Regions from separate parts of the Homo sapiens genome. Here region 1 is linked to region 2. A link is a loop called in an ENCODE intact Hi-C map of the cell type or tissue named here. Cell type or tissue: gastrocnemius medialis. All regions are shown on one strand. Links, peaks and the distances in the headings refer to the core of each region. The heading gives the core; the rest is flanking DNA. Region 1 overlaps LOC107986391 (a long non-coding RNA gene). Region 2 has its middle 6.2 kb from the start of LINC01170.

Evidence for each region. Hi-C counts contacts between places; a loop is a spot of excess contacts. Peaks named below come from ENCODE experiments on the same cell type or tissue, not always from the same donor. Only the 100,000 strongest peaks of a DNase experiment are listed, where the experiment ranks them.
Region 1: a loop joins it to region 2, with 2.1 times the contacts of the local background. A loop is called at or near these places in 1 of 110 quality-filtered maps.

What each region holds. Positions count from the first base shown.
Region 1 is chr5:124,955,248-124,958,174 of GRCh38, forward strand. All of the region lies in intron 3 of LOC107986391 (a long non-coding RNA gene), which reads left to right. Among named protein-coding and RNA genes, the nearest start is that of ZNF608, 210 kb to the left of the region's middle. In gastrocnemius medialis, for the core only: no CTCF peak of the experiment used is centred there; a DNase peak (open chromatin) is centred at 1,434; H3K27ac peaks cover 1,378 bases.
Region 2 is chr5:124,443,272-124,446,198 of GRCh38, forward strand. No RefSeq gene overlaps it. Among named protein-coding and RNA genes, the nearest start is that of LINC01170, 6.2 kb to the left of the region's middle. In gastrocnemius medialis, for the core only: no CTCF peak of the experiment used is centred there; no DNase peak of the experiment used is centred there; H3K27ac peaks cover 1,544 bases.

The DNA.
Region 1 (2,927 bases), core at 224-2,723, 510 kb after region 2:
GATGAAATAATATGATATCTGAGATTCGCATGAAATAATTCAGTGGGAAATGGTACAGTGGTGGATGAAAAGTAGCTGTGAATATAGATAAAACAAAATTTACTTGAGGTTTTAATTGTTGAAGCTGGGTGATGCATAGATAATAAGTAGTTCATTATGCCATTTTCTTTACTTTTGCATATATTCACAATTTTTAATAAGGAAAATTAGAAATAAATTCTCATTTTGAATATGTAAAAACCATGTCTAAAGCAGGATTCCTTGGAAAAATGCAGATTTGGGGAACTGTACAAAGATTTTATCATTCCAGAAATGAAGAAAGTTATTGAAGACTTTAGGGGTCATGTTGCAGGGACTAAGTAGCCTAATTGAAGAGGTTTCCACTAATGAAAATAATGGATCTAGACAATGATTATCAATGGCAGCTAACAACTCAAAAGGAGAAATAACTAGACATTAAATGCATCATAACGGAAGTACACAATACCACCTAAGAAGCATTCTTACAAAAATTTAATACCTGAAATGATCAAGCTTCTAGATCTAACTATAGAAAGTACAAGAGACAGAGGAATATATTCAATATCATTACAAGGAAGCAATTAGAAAAGTCCAGACTGAGAAACTCTATTGACAAATGACCTAGGCTCTTCTCCTCAAATGAACTGAAGGAGAGAAGAGGGGAAGGGGTGAAGAAAGAATAAGAGAGAGTGAGAGCAGAAGAGAAAGAGGGAATCTATAGTTTACAGGAGTCTTAAGAGACATTTTTAACAATTAAATGTTACGGACATCTTTTAGATTTTATTCAAAAAGTATTTTGAAAATTTGACAGGGAAATTTCAACACTGGATATGTGAAAATAATAATTATTGTTAATTTTTTAGTATTTAATGTTATTTTGGCTTTTTAAAAGCAAAGTAGTCCTAATCTTTCAGTAATATACTATGAAATATTTATGGATATAATGATATGAACTGTGACTTATTTTATAATAACCCAGAAGTTGAGTTACAGCATAATAAAAATTGACCACAAGTTGATAATTGTTGAAACTAGACAATAAGTAATCGAATGAGCTATTCTATTCTTTCTACCTTTGTACATTTGAAAGTCACATTATAAAATGTTAATAACAACAAAACTCCAAAAGCCAAGGCCCAAAGACATTTAGTGACTTGCCCGATACTATGTATGTAATTAGGAGCAGTTCAGACCTGAAACTGGACTCTTGACTTCCAATCAAATACTCTTTCCCTTATAACAAGCTGTTTTGCAGGGAAGCCAAACTTCTGGGATACCAGATACCTGCCCAAAGCTTGACAAGTCAATGGGTGAACTGGGAAATACACTATGGTGCTATCAAATACTCATACAAGCAGCTCATCAGCAAGCAGCCAAGTGGCAAATTGGGATTGCCTGGGAGTGCACAGCAGCTGTTGACTTTTGAAGTATTGCCCGGAGCTCTTGGCTTTTCCCCATTTGGTCTTTAAGAGAGCCATTTGAAAAACAGGCTAGCCTTCAGAATGCCCAAACATAGTTGAAAGGCTGCTTAGTTTGTACCTAGACTTTTCTTGATTGCATCATAACAATGTTTTTGCTGAGATTTATATAGTAAGACCAACATGATGTCTCATGATGATAGCTAAGGTTACAGGGCCTGGACATCAGAGATTAGAGGATAGTCAGGTTGGAGTTTATTTATTTATTTAATTTTTGAAATGGAGTTTCACTGTTATCACCCAGGCTGGAGTGCAATGGTGTGATCTTGGCTCATTGCAACCTCCACCTCCCGGGTTCAAGCAATTCTCCTGCCTCAGCCTCCGGAGTAGCTGGGATTACAGGCGCCTGCCACCACGCCTGGTTGATTTTTGTATTTTTAGTACAGATGGGGTTTCACCATGTTGGCCAGGCAAGTCTCGAATTCCTGACCTCAGGTAATCTGCTTATTTCCACATTTACTAAGTTGGCTGATTCACTGGACACTAAAGCTAAGTAACCTTTGATGTGGGTCTGGCATTGTTGAGACACCTGAGCTGGTGAGAAGGTCTGTGGGCAGATGAATAATGAAGATCATACCGAAATTCAGAAAGGTGACAAAATAGCAGTGGCAGCAGTACCCAATCAGGAAAAAGGCAGGCAAATCCTTCAAAGTCAGCAAATACTGAACCAATATTTAAATGCAGCTAGCTAGGCACATGCTCATTGCCATTACATATCATCCTTATTTCTGGGTTTTCTTACAATGTATTCAGAGGTAGACGATCTCTGTGGAGGGGATTTGTGGGAAAGAAAGGCAAGGTCATATTTTTCTATTGTCAGTGCTAATATTAATACTCTCAGCTTTTCAAAGTCGGTATTCAGGTGGTTGCTCCTGGTGGAGATCTATTGCTTTCTCCTGTCCAGTGTCCCGTTTGTTTTTCCAGCAACATCCCATACTTTCTTTGAAAAACAATCACTTCCCCATCATGTGCAGTGTTGGTAAAATTGTTAATCAAATGGGCACCTCAGTGAAGTTTTGCTAATCTGACTCTTTCTAGAGGAAGTTTGGATATTGCAGTTATGATTCACCCCAGCAGTGGCATCCTATAAGAGAGTGGCTATTGGATCATGCTCCTGGAGCTCCAGAACTTAGCTACTCAGAAACTTACCTTTAATTTTGTTATTTGTTCCCTATGATCTATAAGATTCTCTTTTTGCTTAAGTCAGAATTGGTTTATGTTGCTTAAAACCAAATCTAAATGACATACCATTCACAAATCATAGCCAGCTACTAAAGGAACAAATCAAGAATATTTAATATTCCTCTAGTATGAGGTAAGGCAGTACTTTGAGCCATACTTAACACAGGTTTTTGGCATCTAGTAGAATAAAATCTTTTTTTTTTTCTGAGACGGAGTCTCGCTCGGTCACCCAGGCTGGAGTGCAGT
Region 2 (2,927 bases), core at 288-2,787:
TTCACTGAAGAGGAAAAAAGGCTAAACTGCCTGAGAAAGATTTTTATCTATCAAGTTAGCTAACATTCTTCCTTTTTTCCAAATTGGAAATTAAATATATTCATAAGCATCAATTTTTATTTGCCTCAACTGTGTCAGTGTAACATGAATGCTAACTCATGATCTACTAATGTTTGAAGCAATTATATCAAATGACATTTTTTAAATTGCAATTTAATGCAACTTTACAGAGAAGAATAACCAAATAAACATTAATATTGTAATGGAGAGAGTTTGGGTTCAGCATCAGAAAATCTCTGTGTTGAAATTCTCAGTTTGTCTCTTCCTCCTAGTGTTTTCTTGGATAGATACTCAACCTCTTTGAAGGTCAGTATCTTCATGTGTAAAACGGTGATACTAATGCTGATTGCCTACACTTGTTATGAGAACATTTGTGAAAGTCCTGGGAAATAACACTCACTAAATGATTGTTGCCCTTCCCCATTTCCAAAAAAATTGACTTCTGAAATATTTATTAATGCCTTTTTTAGCTGTAACCTATGTTTTTATGTTAGATTGTTTTACTTTTGCTTAGCACTTCTTCACTTACATATTTCCCTCTATTATTATTTGCCTTTTTAGTAGTCATCTAATATACAAATGATTAGTCATCTAATATACATCTAATATACAATTCAATTACATTGAAACATTTACATTTTCCCCAATTTTTTCCTGTAGTGAAGAATGCCCACTGGCTGTTTTTGAACAGCTTATTTTTCTCATGTCTTTGGACCACTTCCTTGACCAGGAAGTAGTGGAAGTACAATATCAGATCCAAGGGTGGGTATGGGAGGGGGAAATAAACTTTCAAAGACAAATATAAAATATTTAGAAGAAAATTAGAATTTCTGGACAGGTATGGCATTGAGAGTGATGTTTGGTTTTGCAAATGCATGATCCATTGCTCCAAATCTACCTCTGTCCTTCTCCAAGGAGGTTCTTACCGAGTAGTCTTATGCTTGGCTCATATCAAATGCTGTTCTTTTGGGAGGCAAATGGTCCTGCAGACCAGTGGAAAGGAAGTCAGTCAGAGTTAACCAGGTCAGAAACCAGCCTGAGTGAAAGATCCCACTCAGAAAGATCCAGTCACCATTCTATTCATTCTAAAGTACTTTGACTCCACTTTATCCCAGGCTGCCAGAGACTGTCTATTAATAGAGGTGTGGAACAGAACCTAGACTAAATATAAAGTGCTGGGCTCCCCAGTGGTATGTCAGCTCACTGTTGGATGCCCTTGAAATGCTGAAGGTCTACTTTTGTCAAAACCAAAGTTGCTGCTCTCATAATGAATATCTGCTAGCGGAAGTCTGAGGTTAAGAAGGATGGGAGGGTAAGGGTGCACCTGTGAGCAACTAGGGTGCCTAACACCCCTGTGATGAAACAAGCCGAGAGGGAGTAACAGCTATGGCTTGCTCATTTTGGTAATAATGTGTCATGAGCTTCTCTCTGCTGCGAATCCAATGCAAATAACAGTAAATATTTGTTGGGTGTTTTACTATGTTCTATTACTGTTCTAGAAGCTAGAGATACCACCATGAACAAAACACCAGGATACATACCTTCATGAATCTTAGATTCTGTTGAACTTTTGGTGAGTTTTGAAGGAACAAAAGAAAAACATTTTCAATTCATCAAAAAAGAAAACATTAAATGTTTGATATTTTTCTTTTCTAAATGTTAGACCTTATTTGCCTCATAAATCATGTTCTCCCAACTCTCGTTTGACACACATCACCCATCCTATTTCAACCACTTCAGAATGCTGGCCATTACACTTTTGTATACCCCAAATTAACCAGAATGTATTTTATTTAAATGGCTATAAATTTTCTTCAATCTGAGATCCCTTAGGTCCCCCTCTGTACCTATATATCACTATATGTGATGAAAGATGGAGGTGTCATGAGTTCCCAGTCAGTGGTAAGATGTAGCCTTAAAAGGAGAGTGTGACTTCATTTCTCTAGTGATGGAAGGGAAAAAGCTGTCTTTATACATTTAGGTAGACAGTAGAGGGGCCCCAGGGCTGCTACATTCTCTACCCGATACTCTTTCATTCATTCTTATCTTTTTGCCATAATTAATGGCTGCCAACAATAAATTTGCTTTAATAATCCTACCACGAAAAGCTTTTTATCTTCCATCAGTTTCAGAGATTTTAAAATACTGCGAAGAGCAGTAGGTAGGTGCCCTCCTTCTGTTTTCACAGTGTCTGTTTATGGCATCTAAGATAATCATTTTATTGCTTAATGTAGTTCATAACAGTCCCAAAATGCAACCATTCAGCACTTGTATTTTGAGAGAATGTATATTAGCAATAAAGAAACACACACACATGCGCACACACACACAGACACACACACTCCCCTTACAGACCCTCCCTCAAGATTGAATTTCCCCCATAGAATGAAAGGGAGATATTTGTGTGGACAACTAGCAGCTCCCTGCCCCTAACAACTCCACATTTGGAAGACTGAGCTTCATCTTTGCTTCAAAAGACTGCGATTTATTGCCATATCCATATCAGAGACCAATAAAAAAGCACCAGGGAGGGTGATTCTTGTGCTCCTCAAATATAAACAAATTTCTTTTCTACTAAGGATGAACACAAAGCTTTATAGCCACTAGATAAAGCACATTAACTATGACCCTTTCTCTGGGCCATGTTTAAGAATAGAAGAAAGAACAAGAGATTATATACACAACATATGTATTATACATATATATATAATTAATATTAGCCACCACACAGTAAGGTTAATTGTTGCTTCTCTGAACACTTAATATGTTAGCAGTTGATAAATCCCACCCTGAATAGAAGTGGCTTGTATTTAGGTCACACAAAGTCATTGCCGTTTTTTAATTTAAACTGTGCACTAGATTAAAAC